Linked DNA regions of Homo sapiens: regions 1 and 2 are each linked to region 3. Evidence: chromatin loops called from intact Hi-C (ENCODE). Cell type or tissue: PC-3. All regions are shown on one strand. Links, peaks and the distances in the headings refer to the core of each region. The heading gives the core; the rest is flanking DNA. Region 1 has its middle 25 kb from the start of PITRM1. Region 2 overlaps LOC105376360 (a long non-coding RNA gene). Region 3 overlaps LINC02669 (long intergenic non-protein coding RNA 2669).

Evidence for each region. A loop is a pair of places that touch in the nucleus more often than their neighbours do. Peaks named below come from ENCODE experiments on the same cell type or tissue, not always from the same donor. Only the 100,000 strongest peaks of a DNase experiment are listed, where the experiment ranks them.
Region 1: a loop joins it to region 3, with 4 times the contacts of the local background. A loop is called at or near these places in 5 of 110 quality-filtered maps.
Region 2: a loop joins it to region 3, with 7 times the contacts of the local background. A loop is called at or near these places in 13 of 110 quality-filtered maps.

Annotation. Positions count from the first base shown.
Region 1 is chr10:3,194,346-3,201,788 of GRCh38, forward strand. No RefSeq gene overlaps it. Among named protein-coding and RNA genes, the nearest start is that of PITRM1, 25 kb to the left of the region's middle. In PC-3, for the core only: a CTCF peak has its summit at 3,191 (motif pointing right); DNase peaks (open chromatin) are centred at 3,366 and 3,486; H3K4me3 peaks cover 814 bases; H3K27ac peaks cover 993 bases.
Region 2 is chr10:3,536,157-3,543,599 of GRCh38, forward strand. All of the region lies in intron 1 of LOC105376360 (a long non-coding RNA gene), which reads left to right. Among named protein-coding and RNA genes, the nearest start is that of LINC02669, 37 kb to the left of the region's middle. In PC-3, for the core only: no CTCF peak of the experiment used is centred there; a DNase peak (open chromatin) is centred at 3,105; H3K4me3 peaks cover 589 bases; H3K27ac peaks cover 2,498 bases.
Region 3 is chr10:3,464,126-3,471,568 of GRCh38, forward strand. All of the region lies in intron 3 of LINC02669 (long intergenic non-protein coding RNA 2669), which reads right to left. All of the region lies in intron 1 of LOC105376360 (a long non-coding RNA gene), which reads left to right. All of the region lies in intron 1 of LOC124902538 (a long non-coding RNA gene), which reads left to right. Among named protein-coding and RNA genes, the nearest start is that of LINC02669, 35 kb to the right of the region's middle. RefSeq lists an enhancer at 3,183-4,382. In PC-3, for the core only: a CTCF peak has its summit at 3,350; DNase peaks (open chromatin) are centred at 3,466, 4,246 and 5,016; H3K4me3 peaks cover 2,984 bases; H3K27ac peaks cover 4,469 bases.

The sequences.
Region 1 (7,443 bases), core at 1,073-6,072, 270 kb before region 3:
CATTGCCAATGTTTAGTATTGAGAGATAAAGCCTTATTAGGAAACAAGAGAAGTTTAAAAATAAAGAAAAAAGAGAAAAACGAAAATATCTTCTGAATATCTATAGTTCAGTTTAACACGAATTCAAAATAATATGCAACGAATTCATGATATTGAGATTTTCAAGTATCCTGGCTGGGCACGGCGGCTCATGCCTGTAGTCCCAGCACTTTGAAAGGCTGAGGCAGGCAGATTGCTTCTGCTCAGGGGTCTGAGACGAGTTTGGACAACAGAGCGAAACCCTGTCTCTACAAAAAATACAAAACATTAGCTGGGTGTGGTGGCACATGCCTGTGGTCCCAGCTACTCGGGAGGCTGAGACGGGAAGATGGATTGAAGCCGGGAGCTCAAGGCTGCTCTGCGCCACTGCACTCCAGCCTCGGTGGCAGAGCAAGGCTCCGTCTTAAAAAAAAATTCTGTTCAGGGAAACAGGGAACAATGAACTGATTAACTCCACTTCTACCCTCTTACTGTTTTTTCTATTTGTCCTCACTGAAATTTGTTACTCTGTCCTCTGACTGGAGGCCCTGGTGGCTCCTGGGCTGGGCTGGGGCCCCCTGTGTGCACAGACCCCTTTGGGAAATGGAGTGGAAACCTGAGAGTTTGTGTCCTGAAGAGTCAGATGGAAGCTCAGGAGCCAGCAGACACTGAGCACCTGTCTTTGTCACCACACAGGGCTCTGCCCATCACAGGAGACACTCAGGGGCTCAGGTTCCAGAACTTTCCCCCGCTGGCCTCAGGCCGGGGGAGCAGCTCCCCTTCACCCATCGAGAAGGCCTGTGCAGGCTCTAGTGTCCGGGAGAAGGGCCATGTCTGCCTCACTTCCATCTTCCCAGGAGGTCCTTCTGAAAAAAATGTCACTATCACCCCTGTTTCTATTTCAGCTTCCCGTTGTTTTTCTCAGTTCATTGGAATACGGGCCTAGAATTTCCATCTCAGCATGGTCTCTCTCGTATTCTCCCACTTGCTGGCGGTCTTCCAAGAGCCATCCCAGCAAACGCTGGGGCATTTTTGTCCAGTTATGCCACCAGCCCACCACGGGGACCGAGCCTGGACCTTTGGATCAGAGCTTTATTGGTGAGGCCAACGCAGAGGTGGGTGATTCATCATGGATTACCAGGGTGGGCTTTGGAGCCAGGGCCCTGGGTGTAAGTTCAGCTCTACTTCTTAAAGCTGTAGGACCCGGGCAGGTCCCTTGGGGGCCCTGTGACTCTGTTTCTTCTTCTACAAAACGACAATGTTCACGGAAGAGCTCCTGGCTCAAGCGTTATCAAGATTCATGAGTACATACAGGTAAAGCACCCAGCACAGAGTATCATATAAATGCTTGTTGCTATGAATATCATCCTATTCCCTGGTGGTGTTTGGGGAACCTCTTTTCCCTTCTCTCCCGGGTAGATTCGCCTGCAGTGAGTGGGAGTTCTGTGGCTCCTGGGGTCATCGGCTGAGTCCCTCTCCGGCTTCTCCTTCCTGACTGTGAATTGCTGTGTGGCCACGCTTGGGTGTGTCTCTCTCCATTCTCTGTTGCTCGTGGCAGCTGTCGCTTTGGAGTCATGATTCCAGTTGGAACTGAGAAGCAAATACTGCCCACCTGGCCATGGACACTGGCTGCCCGTTCAGAAGCTGTCCAGCCACCAGCAGCTGCCCTCTGAACGACTGCCTTCTAGAATGTCTAGTTTGCCAAACATCAATTTGTTAAAATTACAGGTTTATTGTTTCTTTGAAACCAACTTACCCCACATCAGGCCACAAACTGAATATGTAATTCCAGGGTACTGAGCCTGGCTGGTGTTGACGCTGCTTCACTTTCTTGTTTTCTTTTTTCTTTTCTTTTTCTTTTTCTTTTTTTTTTTTTTGAGATGGAGTCTCACTCTGTCACCCAGGCTGGAGTGCAGTGGCACGATCTCAGCTCACTGCAGCCTCTGCCTCCCAGGGTTCAAGCAATTCTCATGCCTCAGCCTCCCAAGTAGCTGGGACTACAGGCGCCCGCCACCACATTCGGCCAAGTTTTGTATTTTTAGCAGAGATGGGGTTTCACCATGTTGGCCAGGGTGGTCTTGAACTCCTGACCTCAGGTGATCCGCCCATCTCGGTCTCCCAAAGTGCTGGGATTACTGGTGTGAACCACTGCGCCCGGCCAACATTTCACTTTCTAAAGCCACATTTTTAAGGTACGCAGCCCACGCTTCATGCCGGGCCTGGGAGGGGGTTCCTGGTTGTAAACCTGTCTCTGACCTCCCAGCTGGCTCAGAGATGTCCCCAACCCAGAGTCCAGAGGACAGCCCACTTTGGGGAGGAAGCTCGCTTGGGGTCCTGGGTGTAAAGCCAGCCAAAGCAACACCACATTTCTGGCCTTGGCTGGAAAAGGGCAGCTGAGAGCATCACCCCTGTCTGCCGGCCACGGTCTTCTCTCTCCTCTCAGAAACGGGTCTTGGATCTCTTCAGATCGTGTGTCCATCAGGCTAGACTGGGAACCAGTTTTCAGTTGTAGCCTTTCTAAAGAGGCGTCACTATTGTTTCTGTTTCTATTTCAGCTTTCTATCACGTTCCCTCAGTCCAGGGAGACCTGGGCATGGAATTCCCATCTCAGCTCGGCCTCTGCCGTGGTCTGCAACTTGCTGGCGGTCTCCCAAGAGTCATCCCAGCAAACGTGGGGGCTCTTTTGTCCTGTTATGTGAATGGCCACCACGGGGAACATTCCCGCCCACTGGGGCCTGTGGGGGCTGTGTTCACCCCGGGGTGGGGAGGGGGGTCTGGCCCTGCAGGTGGGTCCTCAGGCCCCAGGCAGGGGTGTCCTTGGATGAGCTGTCCTGCTGGGGGGCCATGCAGAGCTGCCGAGGAGAAGGAACAGGCAATGAGGCCGAGGCCAGGGGCGTCCCCTCGCTTCCTTCCAAGGCTTCCTTCCGGGACCTCTCATCTTGGAGGCTGCTTTTTCTTTTGGTTCATTTCATCTGGATTTTACCAAGGAGAAAAATGCACTGGGGGAAGCAAGGAGTTACAGGCCGAGGGCTGAGTGGTTTGCTTTAGTCCTGCACACCCCAGACACCCCGGCCGCTTTCCCAGCAGTCCAGGAATTAATTCCAGGAATGCTCTGCGTCCCAGCCTCCTGCAGCGGGACTCTCTGTCCGCTGCTTCCAGCCGAAGGCCACCGGAGGGCAGCAGAGGCCTGGCTGAACCGGGCCGGGCGCTGCCGAGACTCTGGGAACGTCTCCCACTCAGTCTCCCTCGTTCTACAGCTGGTAGCAGGCAGGTGCTGCTGGTTCCTTCCATCAGGAGGGAGTGACCGCTGACCATTGCGTTACCACATGGAGCAGCGAAAGGAGACGTCCCCATCAGGTCTTCCAGCAACGGCAGCTCAGAATTTTCACTGGGATCTCTCAAAAATGCATTCATTTAAGGGATAGCTGTCTGTTTGTGGATTTCTTAGGGTTGAGTCATTACACGAGGCTTATCAGGGACAGGGATCAGTGCTTCGGTGTCACTGGTGAAAAGAAGCTCATAAAACAACTTTCGGGATTAGCTCATTCGCCAGTGATTGCGACTGTGGCAAACCACACTGCCCCCAGCACGGCGGGTGTCAATTATGTGACACAGACTCTAAAACGAGGTGATGTTAAAGAGGCTTCATAAAATTGTCTTGTATACAACTCCCAGAATATTACTTAGGAATATAGTTCCACTGAGTGCAAATGCAGTCAATATTTATTTGAAAATGTGAAAATCTAGCCAATTGGATATATGCAGGTGATTGAGATAATTCAAACTTTAATGTCTTTTTGAATATTGCATTCTCTTGTTTATTCTTTGGCATTTAAACCAGTCTGAAGCTCAGCTGATTCTCATGATTTAGGATTGGAATGCCCAGTGTTTCAGGTGAATCGTGTTTAGGGCTAATTTGGGCTCTGAGAAGGGCCCATTCGTTACTTAAGAAGTGCTTGGTTGTCTTAGCCAGCTCGGGCCGTGACAAAATACCGAAGACTGAGTGACTTCAGCAGCAAACAGGGATTCCTCACAGTTCTGGAGACTGAAGTCTAAGGTCAAGGCACCGGCAGATTCACTTGCTGATGAGGGCCTTTTCCTGGTTGAGAGAGGGCACCTTCTCACTGTATCCTCACATGGGGGTGGGGGAGAGAGAGAGAGGAGAGACAGAGAGAGGAGAGGGAGAGAGAGAGAGCTCTGCCCCCTTCCTCTTCTTTTTACAGCGCTGGTCCCATCGTGGGGCCCCAAGTCATAGCTTCATCCAACCCTCATTGTCTCCCCAAGTTCCTGCCTCTAAATACTGCCATATGAGGGGCTTGGGCTTTGACATGAATTTTTGGGGTGAACACAAGCATTCAATGCATGCCCAAGGGGACACTGGTGGTCATGTGATGGCCGAATTGTGTCTCCCAGGAAATCCTACATGGAAGCCCCAACCCCTGGGACCTCAGATTATGACTGTATTTGGAGATAGGGTCTTTAAAGAGGTAATTAATGTAAAATGAGGCCATCAGGGTAGTCTCTAAACCACAGGGTTGATGTCCTGATAAGAGGAGGAGATTCGGATGCAGGTGCACACAGAGGGACGACCCTGTGAGGACACAGGGAGAAGACGCCGTCTGCAAGCCATGGAGAGGACTCAGGATGAACTGGCCCTGCCCACACCATCATCTCAGACTTGCAGCCTCTAGGACTGTGAGAAATACCTTGCTGGGAGTTAAACCCCCAGTCTGTGGTGCTTTGTGGCGACAGCCCTCGTGCACAGAGACACCAGGCTGGGGAAGCGTGGCTCAGCCTTGAAGAAGCAGCAGAGAGATCACACAGATGGAGACAGATGTGGGGAAGGGATCCAGCCACTGGCCTCAGCTTTTCTGCACCCCCTTAGCTCCTGCTGACCTGGAGGTCTCTCCCAGCCTGGGTTTAGTTTTAGTAGAAATCGGGGCAGCTTTCTCACACATTCAGGCAGAACAAACACAGAACAGACGGTCACGTGCACGGATGTCATGGGGCAAACTGAAGCACAAACACACACGGGCCTCACCTGCCCAGCGCAGCCCCAGGGTCCCCAGTCTGGTTAGGGTCCCTGGCTGGTTAGGGTCCCTAGCTGCTTAGGGTCTCCTCCACTGTCAGGGCAGGTGAGGCCCATTTGTGTGTCTGGGCCGGGACCAGAGTGAGAATTCAGGTTGTGGTGTCAGCAGGCGAACAGGGAGGTGAGGAGGGCAGCTTGCAGGGACCAGCAGGTAAGGCAGAAGAGGAACTTCAGACACAGAGAAGTAAATGAGGAAGCAAATCGCAGCACACAGAGGCATCTGCGGGGCTCGTTTCTGGAAGGCTGAGGATGGAGGAGTATGTGTGTGGTCTCAACCATGCGTCAGGAAACCCACTGAGTCAAAGCTGCTCGCCCTGGCTCAGGTGCTGCTGGCTGCTCCTGGCTGCCTTACAGCCTTCTAAGAGCCCGCTGGAAACTCTCCAGACCTGGCGGCAAGCAGGTCCCTAGGTGTCAGGACTCATGGCTGCAGGCTTATTCCCTAGGCTCAAGGCCACCATCCTGCGAATGAGGCAAACGATTGGAGCCCTGTCCCATCTGATCATAACTGATGCTTGCAAGTCTTATAAAACAAGTAAAAACTGAGCACTTACTGTGTGCCGGGTGGTCTGTTTGGGGTTGAAAGCATCCACATGAACAAGACATCCTTCATCAGCCAGAAGGGTGGATTCTTTTGGAGGGAAGGGGTGCCAGGTAGCTGGTTGTGCAGGGGATCCTTGTAGATGGCCAAGACATAAAGCCCACCTTTCCAGGAAGCCAGACGCATTGCTCCTGGCGTAGTGCTCGGCCCAGCTGTCGAACTTGCCCTGCTCATTACTGAGGACTCTGACTATATTGGTCTGCTCTCACGCTGCTAATAAAGACATACTGGAGACTGGGTAATTTATAAAGGAAAGAGCTTTAATGGACTCGCAATTCCACAGGGCTGGGGCGGCCTCAAAATCATGGTGGAAGAGCAAGGGACGTCTTACATGGCAGCAGGCAAGAGAGAGCTTGTGTAGGGGAACTCCCCTTTATAAAACCATCAGATCTCATGAGACTCACTCACGATCAAGAGAACAGCACAGAAAAAAAACCCACCCCCATGATTCAATTACCTCCCACTGGGTTCCTCCCATGACGCATGGGAATCGTGGGAGCTACAGTTCAAGATGAGATTTGGGTGGGGACAGAGCCAAACCCTATCACTGACCTGGGGAGGGCTTTCCTATGAGGCACTTAGCCCTGCCTGTGAACTTGCCACTTTCCCTGCCTGTTTAACCTCACTGGATTGAGAGTTCCTTAAAGTTTGAGATGAACTCTGTCTGGTTCACTTCTTCTAGCGCCTGGCACGGGATAGATGACCCCCTCATATTTGTTAAAGAATGAAAGAGAGATTTCAAGAACTTTGTTAACTCAAAATCACACAACCTACACATTTAGAAAGGAAACTACCTTCCAAAGGGTTACAGGCTGCAAGGTGGCCATCCCAACAGGCTGGGAAGCATTGCCCAGCCTGGAGCCTGGGAGGCAGTCACCTGCGAGGGAGAGGAGAATGGAACAGGGGTCCATGCTGAATGGATTGGCCAAGCATGCATATTCAACAGATTATAGGAGCAGCTATGAATATTCATGAAGGGGGCTGGCACATGCATAATGCACAAACATGCCTGTTACATATGACCCAAGTTCACCTTGGGGTGTAAACCCAACATTTAAATGAGTTACAGTTGGGCCATATACATCAAATGTTCTTTTCAGGACACAGAGGCACTCAAGTGCTCAGCCTCTGTAAAGCAGCTGGAACCAGTCCATGCTTGGGGGTCTTTTAATTAGGAGAAAGTTACTGAAATCAGTCTCTGGCCTAATCAAAGCTGTAGTGGTGGCTGCTGGAATGGGGTTCCGTTGGGCGGTGTCTGATGGTTGGTGAGCTCTAACTGCTGCGACATTGCTCATCTCGGGGCCAGGGCTTATTTAGCTGCCAGAGAAAAAGAAACACCTTATGAGAGTTAGAACACAGTTTATTCTTTAAGTGTGGGGTGTGTGACTTAACCCTTGCCTGGTACTGCCTTAGGGTCTGTGTAAAATTTGGTATTATATTGCCACAGAGTTCCCTCTGTCAGTCTTGTGGTCTCTGTTCTAACGTAAATGCTGGTCAGTTGTGCCTAAACCCCAAAAGAGTGGGGTGTAATGAGGCTTGAGGGACTTAGAATTTTCCTTTTGGCTTACACTTCCCTAGTGTGAATGTGGGAGCATGTGGCGGGCACTGGGGACCGTGGGGTCCTGGGTTGGGCCTGGAGGGAAGTTCACGGTGATGCTGAGTGAGGATGAGCAGCTCTGGGATGGAATGCGACACGCTGAGCCATGCCATGTGCAACGTGTTTGCGTTGAGAAGCCAG
Region 2 (7,443 bases), core at 832-5,831, 72 kb after region 3:
CAGGAGCCTGTTCATCTTATTCCTGCTGCAGAAACCCACCGCTGCCCGGGGGGCCACCCCTTGAGGCCTATTTTGTACCTTTTTTTAATGTGGATGTTCTGATACTGAATTTGGACTACAGAACATGATCAAACATTCACTTCTCTGTAGGAACATACGTTTACTTTTATGTGGATTGAACGTGGATTCCTTCTCCTTGCTGCAAGAGTGCTTTGAAGATACTGGATTAATTACATTGTACCTTACCTTGTAATGAACTGTTTATATCATTTTATTCAAATACACAAGGAAGTTTTTAGGACTTCATCTATTTTTTTTAATTCTTTTAAAATTCTGGGCCTTTAATGTAGCTCCTGCTGTGTAATCACTTGTTAAATTTTTGCAGAATGAAAATAACACATCAGTGAGTCTTGCCCTGTTCTCTCTTGATGAGCCTTCCCTGTTCTCTCCTAACTTCCCTGCACCCAAATCCCTTGTATTTGTAGCCTTCTTGACACAAGCAGGGTCTAGTTCCAAATGCCTTTTGCGTGTTGCTTATAATCCTCATAGCAGCCCTGGCAGTAAGGACCTATTATTGTCCCGATGTTACCAATGAGAAAGTGAATGCAATTAAGTCACTTACTTATGAGTAGCAGAGCTGGGATTTGAATCCAGAGAGTCTGGAACACACATCTCACCACTACAATCCTTACACTTTTCCATATGTAGGGCTTCCCTATTTCCTGATATATCAAAAGCTCTTGGAGACAATGGATAAATGGTAGGGTGAAGACTTGATTCACAGCACATAACGTGGAAGGTTGAAAGTAGATCCTCATAACCATCTGTTTGGATAATACAGAATTTCTTCTTTCTTCAAGACCCTCCAGAGATAGCTGTAAGGATAAATGAAATGACTTCTGTTGAAAACGCAAAACTCCTTTGAACCAAAAACCTTTCCATAAAGAAAATAAAATATAAAACCTGTATAGTCCCCTAACAATGAAGCCATAACAACAAAAAACAAGAGCAGTATTTCGAGTCTGAAATGCCTACCCTTAATCTGCCTGTAGTTGCCGGTGTATAATTTAATGTGCTTTTTGGAGTTACTACCAAGATAATTTCAAATTTACACTTTGAAAGTTCGAAACTGAATTATCTTGGCTTAAAAATAGTCCACTCTTAGTCAAAAAGAGAAGCAGCACATTTGTGTCAGTTATCTATTTAGGGACAAAATAGAGTTCGAAAAAAGAAATTAAGATACTATGAAAAATTCTGCTTTTGTGTAAGTTCAGTACAATATTTTGAACTTTATGTTTTTCTAAGACCAAATTATTTAACTTGAGCCTCAATTTTGGGATTGACGCCTCTTAGGCATTTCCATAATTTAATTCCCTGTGCTGTCTAGGTCCATTATTTTAATTTCTGATCTTATGCCTATTCAAATTACTTTTCTTCACAATATTTTATCTATATTTTAATACCTCATTAAAATTTGACCTCTGCAGGAAGCCCTTTCCTGCATTTCTACTGTATTTGCATGACATCATTTAAAAGAGATCTGGTCCTCCTGACTTCAGCCTTGGAATGTTGTAAAGGAAGCATCGTTCCAAAGCTCTGGTATCCTCCCAGTGCCTGGCACCATGCTGGGCACGAAACGGACCAGATGCTTATTTGGTTTCCATTAACAGCAGACACCTGCCCCTGCCATTGACTGAATTACCTATTTCCACATGCTCCACACTAGGACAGGTGGCCTCCCATCACAGTTCCCATCCTTCACCATTTGACCTCAGGGCGCCTTAAATTCTGTTTCTATACATTCCCTCTATAGCTAATTGAGGCCTTCCTAAACGCCAGCCACCATTTAGCCCTTTACGTATATGGTTGGCTCATAAATACCCCTGAGAGGTAGGATGGTTCCCACCCCATGACAGATGAGGAAACTGAGGCACAGGTGAGGCTGCCAGTTTCCCCAACCACTCAGCTGGGGTGTGGCAGGGCAGATGACAGAACCAGGGACCACAAACCCTAAAGGGCGGCAGCGGCAGCAGCAGCAGCAGCAGCCTCTGCACGGGCACGGGTGGCGTTGGTTTTGTGTGTCTGCTGTTTGTTAGGGGTCCAGCCTGTCTGTTGCTGCTGTCTGTGTGTCTGTGTGTCTCATGCGATGCATCATTCATTGCATGGGGACCCTGTTTTGAGGCCTATCCGAAGTTTCATCCTGTTCCTAAGCTGCTCTAACCCGACTTCAGAGCTGTCTGCATCTCAATCCCATGATCTCACTCCAGAGGCAAAAACAAACCCTGTGAAGTGGGCAGACATTGCCCGTAACTGCAAAGTGTAACAATGTTGTTGTCATCATTATCCAATAACGCCAGAGCAAAGACATTGTTTTTCACTTTTATTATTATACATCAAAGATATGGTATTTTCCATGTATGTTCATTTAGTCCTTAAGTAAATATTTGTCGATTACATCATTGGATCTTCACAGAAGTGGCTCCTGACTAAACAACACTGTATTGTAAGAGAAATGGCATCATTTTTTAGCATATTTTCTCTTTAGAAAAGAAGACAGAGATTTGAATTTGGGCGACACACATAATAAAATGGATGTTTTCTTTTTAACAACCAAATCATACTCGAATTACAAAACCCTCCAGGCATTATCAGTTAATGCAAACACAGGAGGAAGATTTCTGCTCTCCGATTACATAAAACGTCTCCCCATTCCCAAGATCCTGGAGCCTCTCTCCCAGCGTCAGCTGTGGACCGCGGGTTTTGCAGAACGGGAATTCAGGCACTGTGATCTCAGCCAGTGAGGAGGTCAGATCAGGGCCCCAGGTTTGCCTGGTGGACCTTCCGAGTGGAAAGCAGCCAATGATTTGTTACCATGCAGGACAGCCGCCTCCGGGAACCCGTGTGTGGCCCGGGTGCCACGCAGCCTCGCGACCCCTGCCTCTCTTCACTGGCTTGTTCTCTGCCTCAGTCAGAGCCAATGACTTAGTGGCATCACAATTTTCTCAAACTTGCCAGAACTTTCTGGAATGTACTTAAAGAAAGCCATGACTCTGCCTCTTGTTAGCTGACATTCATTAGAGGCTTTGTGTCAGAGCTGGAAGCCATGAGTCACACTTGCTGATACAAGGGGAGATCTCAGCAGGAGGAACGGGCCTCGTGGTGCCCGTGCGCTTCCTGGAATTGTGCTGTAAGTGAAATGAGATGCTGGTGCCTGGGAGACCAGAGCTCAGCCCACATGGACTCCTCTGACACTTCGTCTACACTTAGAAACCTCCAAGCAGGCACAGGCCAGGCGCAGGTCACTTTCTTCAGCCCCATCTCCCCAGGCAGCCCCAGAGGCGGCGGCAGTGGGCTCCCAACTTCATGAATCCGCTGGAGCACGGAGATGTGGCGTGAAAACATGTCACACTCCTGGAGACGTGCATGAAGCCTCCTGGTGGCCTCAGAGTGTCTGGGGCCACCGGTCCTTTGAGATTTTAAGGAAAACAGTGTGTTTTCTGCTGTCTCCCCCTGACACAGCACTCTGAAAATCAAGCCGGAGCACCTGCAGAACCTCAGCACTGTCCAGAGCATCGTTGTGAGGGTCGGTTGCTGACCCAGGGCACGTCAGCCCCTGGAGGCCGAGTTACACTAACCTAGCCTCTGTTCCCTACATTCCTTGGTGTGGACTCTGGAATGGACCATGGAGAGAGAGGACATGAGAGCTGGAACTTTAATGCCCATTCCTTCGGCTCTGGATGTGGGAAATACAGGTCATGCCGAGATAACACACTTTTCACCACAGGGGCGTTCACAGGAAGGCCACACGCTTCATGTCAAGGGTTAGACCAGAGGCTCAGGGCTGTGTATTCACAGTAACGGCCAAGGAGGAAGGGATGGAGTTGATGCAACTGGAAACCCCCTTAGCAGTTGACATTAGACCCTGTCTTGCAGAGGTGCTGAGGGACGAGCTGCCTTTGAAGCCTGGCGCACGCATCTCCCAAGGCTGCGGCAACCAAGCACTGTGGATCAGGCGGCCTCAACAGTGGGAATGCAGGTTCTCACACTCCCTGGGGCTGGATGTCCTGAACAAGGTGTTGGTTCCTCTTGAGGTCTCTCTTCTTGTCTGGTAGACGCCATCTTCTCCCAGCGTCCTCACACCATCGCCCTCTGTGTCCCAATCTCCTCTTCTTACAAAGACACCGTCAGATTGGACGAGACCGCATGCTAATGACCCTGTTTTAACTCAGTTAACTCTGGAAAGACCTCATCACCACAGTTCTCACCTTCCCAGGAGGTTCAGACTTCAACACCTGAAAACTAAGGACACAACTTACTCCTTAACAGTGTGTGTGTGCCTGCATGTTCTTAAATCTTCAAAAAACTATGCAGTTGAAGAATTTGGGAAAATGCTTCTAGGCCATACATGGTCCTGTACTGTCATTTAAACAGTCCCCCCACTCTCCCCCACACACACAGGGCCCTCGTCTCTGAGGGTCTTCTCCACAGACACCTCCCACATCCACAAAATGAGATGCCCAAGCTAGAGGGTCCCCTGGCACCCTTTAGAGAAGGACAGAAATAAGACGGAGGAAGAGGAGGGCTGTGGATAGGCCTGAGTCACTTCATCACAGATACCTCTTTAGAAAACCCTATGGATTGACTTCTTGGTGTAAATGATAAATGGCCTTTGAGAAAAGTTGGAAAATATGGATAAAATATAATAGAGGAAACAAAAATACATGTGTTAGGTAAACTTAGCCGTAACAACTGTTCAGTTATCTGGGGGTGGGAAGTACCCCCAGCCCTTGTTGCTGTGGGAATGTGAGTAGCTGTTCCCTGTGCTTGAAAAGTCAATATGCAATTATATCTACATGGGGGTGAACAGGCTGCCCACACAGTGTTAGAGCTTGCCTTTTTTTCACCTAGCCTTCCACATAATTGAAAATAATTCAGAACTTTAATTTTTAGTGACTACATAATATTTTATCTTAACAATATGCCAAAACTATTTAATCATTCTCTTGGTGTTGACTATTTCTGATATTAACAGTTCCGTGTGGCTAGAACAAACATTATTGCCCATAAATCTTCATAGGTAGTCATATTATTTATTAGGATATATTCCTAGAAATGGAGTTACCCGATGAAGGGGCATGGATAATTTCAGATCTATTGTTACAAATCAGAACATCACTTTTTGGAAATTCTTAGACTTTACCAGGAGTGAATGAGATTGTTCATCTACCAAAAATTCTAGCAGCAATGGGGAGTTTTATTAAACACACAAACAAAAACCACACACACACACACACACACACACACACACACACACAGAAAGAAAGAAAAAAGGGTTGCACCCTTTATTAGGCAAAAAGAAAAAAAAATGATATCTCAATGTTGTAAGAATTTGAGTTTCTTTTCCTTACTGGTGAGGTTGAGGAATTTTTTATTCATTTCTCATTTTCTGTGTTTAAGCACTGGGCTGTCTTTCCGTTGGAAGCGGTTTGCCAATAATCTTTGTGGCACGTAGTTTCCCAGTTTCTTATATATAATACCTTTTAGTTATTTGACAGTAACAGTTTTTTGACTTAGGCTTTTTACTTTATCCCAATGTATGAAATTTCAGGATGCACAAGGCTTTCTCTTGGCTACTCCTGGGGTCGAGCTCAGTGGCTGTTGATTGCAGGAGAGGCCAGGACCAGCACTAAGGAAAGTTGCAACCAGGAGAAGGCCAGTGCTTTGGTGATAATGTTGCTGATCCTGAATAGTAACCAAATGTCTGTGTTTTGTTTCATGATTTTTTCCATTAATTATCTGCTTAGAAAGTCTTTTCTTCTTCCTCACATCCATTAAATGTTCCACTTTCCAAAAAAATTGTTATGTTTAATGTTTTAGCTGTCTATATTTTCTATTCAATTCTTCTTCAGTTTATTTTTGTATATGGTATGAATTAAGGATGTTAATTTATTCCCCCCAACCGAATCTACAAACTTTTCAACATCATTTATGAATTAATTGTCCTTTTATTATTACTCACTAAGTTTTTCTCTATTAGCATTTGTTTCTGGGAAAATGAACCTTTTCCGATGATTAAGCTCTTTATTCTTCTGCCAATATTGCAGAATGGTAATTCCTGTAGATCTAGTAGGGCTACCTCTCCCTCATTACTCACTCGTATTTTTTCTTTTTAAAACATTTTTCCTTGGAAACTTGTGTTTCCCCATGAGTCATTCAATCATTTATAAGACTGTAGCCCTGCCATCTGACCATGGATGAGAAGAATTCAGACCCGATGCCAGTGAGGAGGAGCTGGTGAAAAAGGAAGATAATTCTGGGAAGAGGCTGCAGCCCTGGGCTGCGAGGTGGACCTGGGCTGAAGCCACATGTGGAAGGAGCTTGCTGGAGCTGCTGGTCAGTGCAGCAGCATGGGGAACTGGGCCCACAGCGTGGTGCTTCATGAACCTTGCATGCTTCCTGGCCACTCTCGCAGAATAGTCAGACTCTGTGAAACCGTCAGGCTCCTTAAACTCTGTTGAATCCTCTGGTTGCCTCACTGATATGGTTTGGCTGTGTGCCCACCCAAATCTCATCTCAAATTGTTAACTCCCACAGTTCCCACCTGTCATGGGAGGAACCTGGTGGGAGGGGGTTGAATTAGGGGGTGGGTCTTTCCTGTGCTGTTCTCGTGATAATGAATGAGTCTCATGAGATCTGATGGTTTTAACAAGGGGAGTTTCCCTGCACGAGCTCTCTTCTCTTCACTTGTCTGCTGCCATGGGAGACGTGCCTTTCACCTTCCACCATGAGGTCTCCCCAGCCAGGCAGAATTATAAATCCGTTAAACCTCTTTCTTTTGTAAATTGCCGGGTCTCAGGTATGTCTTTCTTAGTGGCATGAAAACATACTGATACACTGGCAATCTATCCCAGCTCTGTCCAACTCATATTCAACTCTGCAGCTGGCGAGCCTCAACACATCCAAGGACAGGTGCCTCCCCTTGGGGTGACCCATGTGCCACACCCATGGAGTCTCCTGGACTCTGCACTCACATACCTGAGTCTGCTGTGGGTCCCTACCCTCTCTGTGCTCGCTCCTGATGCATCGTGGGTCTTCCACCGCTGTGGTTTGAATGGTTGTCTCTCTGAAATTCAAGCTGAAATATAATCTTCAAAGCGGCCCTAAATGTAATCTTCAAAGCAGCCCTTTGTAGAAGAGCCCTTAGACGTTGATTAGGCCATAAGGACGTTGCCTGGAGGGGTGGGATTTGTGCTGTAGAACAGGCTGGAGGAACTGGCTGCGTTCTTGTGTCATCCGGCCTTTCACTTTCCTCCATGTGAGGACACAGTGAGAAGATGTTCCCTTCGAAGCCCTGACCAGACACCAAATCTAACTTGATTTTAGATATCTCAGCCTCAGAGCTGTGAGGAGGGTATGCCGACTGCCCACAAATTACCCAGTCTG
Region 3 (7,443 bases), core at 1,269-6,268:
ATTAATTAGGAAATAAATGCATAACTAACTAAATATGGTTTGCAATGCCATATATTGATAGAAATAGGGGTCGGCAAACTTTATCTGTAAGGAGCCAAAAAGTAAATGCTCTGGAGGCCGGGTGGTCTCCACGGTAACTGCTCACTGGTGTTGTGTAGATGGAGCAGCCACTGAGACATGAGCGTGGCTGTCTTCCCATAAAACATGACCAATCATGAATCTAAAGAGTCTGTATGCTTGGGTGTGTAGGAGTCTTGTGTTTCACTAGAAAACTGCATGATCTAGAGCACACCTTTCAGGGTTATCAGAATTCAACCCTGTGCATTAATTTTGCATTCCTATGCAATTCTTTGTAAATTATAGGCAGCTTACACAAACTATAGGACAGATGTGCAAATTCTGTACTTGCTGATAGTGGTTTCATTGACCTCCTCTCCGTCCAATTTCATGCTTATTTGCAGTTGATCTCAATGTTCCTTTGCTGCATATATTTTATGTGTCATTTTGATTTTTTCTTTGAATCGGTTATAACATCTGTTTAATTCCCTCACATCCTACGAGTTAAATATATTCTTAAACATCTATTTATTTATATGTGTATGAGAATGATAATTTTACCTTTTCTAAAAACTACTTTTTAACTGTGCGTATCTGCATGTGTTTAATGATCAGAAGTGATCAGTAGTTTGGAATTAACCTTCCTTTCGGATTAAATCAGTCTGGTATTTCACAGGTGTGTGTGTGTGTGTAAGGCAGTTGTTCCTGTCCACAATTTCGCAAGTAGGTGGTGACAGCATTGTGTTTACATAGCATTTTCAAAAGTGCTTTCCTAACCATAATCTCATGGGCTTCTTTCAACGCCTCTCTGGGCTTTGTTAGGACAAATGATTATCAAAATTTTATCGAGAAGGAAAGGGTGACACATAGAAATGTAAGTGGTTAGAGGAAGAACAAAACAGGTTATAAAAGGATTTCCACGTCTTGCTGGAGAAAAAGCCTTATTGAACATATTAAGCCTGGTAACCACCCACTCCCCTTTCTGTGTGTGAATTCTGACTGAGCGAGATGAACACTCTTCCCAACTTCTCTGTGCTAGCCTGGGATTAGCCTAACTGCGCTGCCTTTTCTGGTGCAGGCTGAAGAGCGTGTCACAGTTGAACTCTGGAGTTTACTTGGGTTGGTCTGTGTTTATGACAAGTATGGAACTCATTCAAAAGTTACCAAAGCTGTACTTTTCTCATTCTCTGAGTCTCCCTCATCAGCAGGGTGAAGTCCTCATATTATGGTCTTATAACTGTCAACCTGATGAGCATTTTTTAAAGTGATCTCTGGACAAACATTCTCCTGGCTGTGAGGACAAGCTGCAGTTCGGACCAGCCTCCTGTGGAAGCAAACATGCAGTCACTGGCCTCCAGAGTTTGGCTTAACACAGCTCTTCCTCTTCCTGAAAGTTACAGCAGGAAGCCGTTTTCAACGTTGCTTGTAAAACTGTAACTTCAGCATTACACAAACTTCAGGAATGAAAGCTCACCTGCAGGAACATGAGTGAATATAAACAGGGGTGCCTAGAACCACTGCTCACAGCTAGAAGCCTGCGCGGGAGATGGGGGTGACAGGATAGGAACGGGGCGGCTCAGGCCCCAGCCATGGCACCATCACAGAGTGCGTGCCTCCCTCCTGTTTTCATGCACGTGGCACATGCCGGAGGCAGCCAGGTCACCAAGTGGTCAGAGCTTTCCTCTGCTTTACACCACGTAGGACCCATCTGAGCATTTTCCGGAATAATTATAGGGTGATTTTTCAGGGAACGTGGGCAGTGTTTCTATTTTCAACTTTAAGTTTCATGGAGGAAATTTTTAGAGTAAATGGTGTTATGTATATGGCTATATTTCAGCTAAAATCTGTATTCAGTTGGTTTAAGATTTGAAGGAAAGAATAAGGAGATTATAGATTGGAGACTGGCTTCTCAGGAAGTTTCTACAGAATCTAATCTTATCTCATTGCTTGTATTTGTACTTCTCTATTCAGAAACAACTAACAATATAGAGTTTTTCATCTTTTCGGAACCATTAGAGTTTGTTCTTTTTTTTTTTTTTTTTTTTTTTTTTTTTTTTTTGTGAGACGGAGTCTCGCTCCGTTGCCCAGGCTGGAATGCAGTGGCCTGATCTCAGCTCACTGCAAGCTCCACCTCCCGTGTTTATGCCATTCTCCTGCCTCAGCCTTCCGAGTAGCTGGGACTACAGGCGCCCACCACCATGCTTAGCTAATTTTTTGTATTTTTAGTAAAGACGGGGTTTCACCGTGTTAGCCAGGATGGTCTCGATCTCCTGACGTCATGATCTGCCTGCCTCGGCCTCCCAAAGTGCTGGAGGCCGTGAGCCACCAGCTACAGGCGTGAGCCACCGTGCCTGACCTCGACTTTGTTCTTAAAAATGTAAAAATATCTATTTTTTTGCAGTTTTCCCTTTTGGCAATAAAAGTATCATTATATATTAGGTCTTTAATATATATAATGCCATTAATAGATATAGACTTTATTAATGAATGTTAGAATATATAATGTGTGTGTATATTATATATTCTAACATTCAGTGTATATATATATATATACACACACACACATTATATATTCTAACATTCAGTGTATGTATATAAATATACACACACATTGTATACTCTAACAGTCATTAATAAAGTCTATATAGAATGAAAATTATGACATTTAGGTTCTTACTGACTGAAGCCATTTTAAATATTAGATGTTAGTGTAACTTTTTTGATTGTTCACAGACTATTCAATGTCTGAAGTTGTTTTACTATCTTCAAGGGCAAAATAAAATTCTTTGTACACTTGCTTGAGTTTTCTTTGTTTACCTTGAGGATGAGCTGGTGAAGACTTAAAGGCAAATTGAATGCATCTGGTTTCAGATCCAATGAGTGCAGCTCACAGAGGGTTTTCTTAAAAAGGCATTTGTATCTTTTGTAGAAGCACATTGGAGATCTTTCACAAGCCCTTGAAGAAGTCAGGAATAAAAAGTTGCAACTTCCCCGGGAGAGAGCAACTCTGACCCTAAAAGTTAACGTTACATCCCAAACGTGGAAAACAGGAAATTTCAGATGGGTTTTGGCAAAACACATAGTGCCACTCCTTCTCTTGGTGTGCTAAGTTTTCCCAAGTCTGTGTACTCCTTATAGCGCAGGAATTCTCCAAAGGCCAACATTTCAGTTCCAGAAAGAGAAATAGAATCAACGGCAACAACAACAAAACAACTTTACCAAGAGCAAGCAAATTGCCTCGTCTTGGTGACTCCTCTGCAAAACTGCAAATTCCACCCCCGTGCGGCGGGGCAGGACATCTCCCAGACAGCTGGGGACACCCTTTCCAGCGGGAGCGGGAGGCGCTGTTGTTCAGGAAAGGAAGTTGTGTGTTTGTGAATGAGCGCACTTTGTGGTTCATGTGTTTGGGCAGGACAAACTACACCACAGGGTTGGGCGGGGCTGTGTGTGCTGGGCACGTACGCTTCTTTGTTTTGTCAGCTTCCCGAGAGATCAGGGAGAGCATAGATATATCCCTTTTTCAGTTCAGAGGAAAACACCTAACAACAACCTCAACAAACACAACAACAACAGCAAAAGGACGAAGCGTGAGCCAGAAATTCCATCTGCGTGAGTATGCTGGGAAAAGCCTGGCGAGGAATCCTGGTTGGTGAAAAACAGATTCGGTGCTTATTGTTCTGCTCTGTAAGTCACCAAAGAAATGTGGGCGTGTGCTGCTGGAAAGAAAATAGACTTCCACAAAAAGTATGAATCACTTTTGTTAATTGTCAAAGAAAATATATATTAAGTGATTACTTAGCTTCTGGAATTAAAACAAAATGAAAACAAACAAGCATCCTCTGTCTCTCAATACTTTTAAAACTGAAGATGGCAAAATAAGGCAAACCAAAGCCACCAGTGCATCTTGGCATGGTCAGCAGAGGAGGGCAAGTTTTCTAAAACCTTAAAAAGTATCTTGGTGTCATGAGCCTTAGAGTTATTTGAAATGCAGTTATGTGAAACCCCCCTCTATCTTTCATGAAGCCTCAGAAAGGAGTCCAGGGAGCCGGGGTTTGTGGAAGTTAGAATTTATCTGATGATCCAGAGCTGCTTCTCCCCCACGATAGGTCACCGTGAATCGGAGTATTTTGTGGTTGGCCTTTTCAAACAGGCAAGCATTTGGTGGTTTGTCTTTTGTTTAATTTGTTACCAGATCACACAAGATATTTTTCAACAGAATTTCAGAAAGCATCTTGGGAAATCCACAAAAATGGGCTGAGTCATCTAACCAGAAACAGTCCACACCACATCTGACTCTGAATGCCTGGCTTTTCTTTCTTTGGGGAGAAAGTTCTCAGCATCAGTTGGATGAAAGGGCAGGGAAGTCGAGATTGATTTGGGGTTTACAGGGACATAAAGAGAAATTACCAGCCCCAGACTCTGAAAATTTTTAAGGTATCAGAAAAGTGCTTGTGATAGAACCTGATGATTGCTTTTGGTGCCTGGGATGGTTATTAAGGGTCAAAATAATGTGGAGATGCCATCATGGAAAAGTGACTGTGATATGAATCTGTTGCTAAAAATGATGATTTCAAGGAGCAGAATGACATTCCATCCACCTATGACACGCACTTCACATTTGGTTAAGGGTTAGGCCAAGAGCTTTTTTTCTTTCTTTCTTTCTTTCTTTCTTTCTTTCTTTCTTTCTTTCTTTCTTTCTTTCTTTCTCTCTCTCTCTCTCTTTCTTTCTTTCTTTCTTTCTCCCTCTCTCTCTCTCTCTCTCCTCTTTCTTTCTTTCTTTCTTTCTTTTTGTACAGCTCTTGCAGCTCTAAACCCACAAAGCAGGTTAGGTTTCCTCTGGCCTGTGACCTAATCTTTAGTATTAGAGGAGGCACTGATTTGTTTGCTCTGATGTAAGCCCAAAGGGAATTTGGCTTCTTGATTTATAACAGGATTGGGTTTCAGGCCTCTAACAGTTAAAACCGGTCTTCAGCAGAGACTCAAGCAGGGGGAATGAAAGTTACACAGTGCGTGGATTAGTCCTTTGGTGTTTTTGACACAGTTTCTTTTCATAGGAGAATCTTATTTCAAATAGGGAGGCGTTTCCCCGTTTTAGAAAATGCTTGTGAAATGCATGACTCATTACGCCCTTGCAAAGAGCCAAAAAAAGTTCTGCAGAGTCTAGGACAGGACTAAACCGCAGCTAAGTCTAATATTTCAGTCTTGCTGAAACAGCTGTTCCCACTCGGGTCCGAGAGCGGGTGGGAGTAGAGATGGTGTGTGGGGGGGTCCCCACTTCAGTTCCCCAAAGCATCAGCTGCTCCCTGTCTTGAACAGAATCAGCTCCAACAGGGAGAGGCTTGGACATGCCCGCCATTGACGCTGCCAGGCCTCGAACTCTCCTGAGAGTTGGATTTTTCCCAGTCTGTGCTATCTCACTCTTATTTGAGGAATTTGAGTCAGAGCAAAATGTGGGCAGAGAAGGAGAAGGAACACCAACACCTCAATTATTGAGGGAAAAGACGTGCAGGTTTTCTGTAGCAGTGAACCTGAAGGAAGACACTGCTTTGTGTCTGGCTCCCAAAGAAAAAGGCCAAGTTGATCTTTCCTGTGAAACAGCTGAAGGTACCACCTTGAAAACTGGATGTTTTCCCAACTGTGGGCCAAGTTTCAGCTTGAATACAGTCATCCTCGGTATCCCTGGGGAACTGGCTCCAGCACACCCTCCCCACAACATCAGTGACTACCCAAATCCACAAAATGGTGTAGTGTTTGCATATAACTGATGCACATCCTCCTGTTTGCTTTAAATCATCTCTACATACCTTATATCTAATACAAGATAAATGCCATTGAAATAGTCGTTGTACTGTATTTTTTGTTTGTATTATTGTTATTGTTTTTTTTTTTTTTTTGAGATGGAGTCTTACTCTGTCACCCAGGCTGGAGTGCAGTGGTGCCATCTCAGCGCACTACAGCTTCCGCCTCCTGTGTTCAGGCCATTCTTGTGCCTCAGCCTCCCAAGTAGCTGGGACTACAGGCATGCACAACCATGCCGGGCTAATTTTTGTACTTTTAGTAGAGACAGGGTTTTACCATGTTGACCAGGCTGGTGTCGAACTCCTGACCTCAAGTGATCCACCTGCCTTTGCATTCCAAAGTGCTGGGATTACAGACTTGAGTCACCGTGCCGGGCCGTGTTATTTTGTATAGTTTGTTCCATCTGCGGTTGGTTGAATCCACTGATGTGGGACTCCAGTATATGGGCAGCGGGCTGTGTGTCACTGGCCCCGTGTTAATAGGTACCTGTGTTTTCCTATTTGCTGTTATGTCAACAAAAACCGAGAACAATCCCTTCTAAGGGTGACTGCTTTTAGCTTCAAAATCAAGAACACTAAAACTCCAGCATCCATAGGAAAGTATCGCACGGACTTAACCATATCATCTTCCTGAGAAATGGATGGAGGCCAGGTGTGCTACCCGTCACTGAGCTTTATCCGGGGAGAGAGAACCAGGTGAGTATTGCCAGGTGGTGTTGGAAAGCAACAGCAGCCATCCCCATACGCGGGAGAGGGTCCCAACCACATGTGGGGAGATGATTTAAAGGAAACAGGAGGATGTGCATCAGTTATATGCAAACACTACACCATTTTGTGGATTTGGGTAGTCACTGATGTTGTGGGGAGAGAGAGAGAGAGAGAGAGAGAGAGAGGGAGAGGGAGAGAGAGAGAGAGAGAGAGAGAGAGAGAGAGAGAGAGAGAGAGAGAGAGAGAGAGAGAGAGAGGCTTCCGTCCTCAGACCCAGAACAAGACTTCAGCATCTCAATAGCAGCAGGGAGTGGAACCTACTATTACTTTTTTTTTTTTTTCCTGATACAAACCATGCACTGAGTTTCAAAAGGGAATTTTTGGCTAGGTGTGGTGGCTCCCTCCTGTAATCCCAGCACTTTGGGAGGCCAAGGTGGGTGGATCACTCGAGGTCAGGAGTTCGAGACCTGCCTGGCCAACATGGTGAAACCCCGTCTGTACTAAAAATACAAAAATTAGCTGGGCAGGGTGGCGAGCACCTGTAATCCAAGCTACTCGGGAATCTGAAGCAGGAGAATCACTTGAACCCGGGAGGCGGAGGTTGCAGTGAGCCGAGATCACATCACCTCACTCTAACCTGGGTAACAGGCTCTGTCTCAAAAAAAAAAAAAAAAAGGGAAATTTTTATTTATTGTTTACTAAGAAACACCATAAAATATTTTTGGAGTGTGTGTGTGTATGTGTGTGTAGTCAAAAACCACAGAATAATTGACACATGCCTTTTTGACAATCTTGTCTCTTAACACTGAGTTCAAAACACACTGACGCTGTCCTGAGAGGCCACCGACAGAGAGAAGCAGGGCCCCCTCTATAGAAGCCG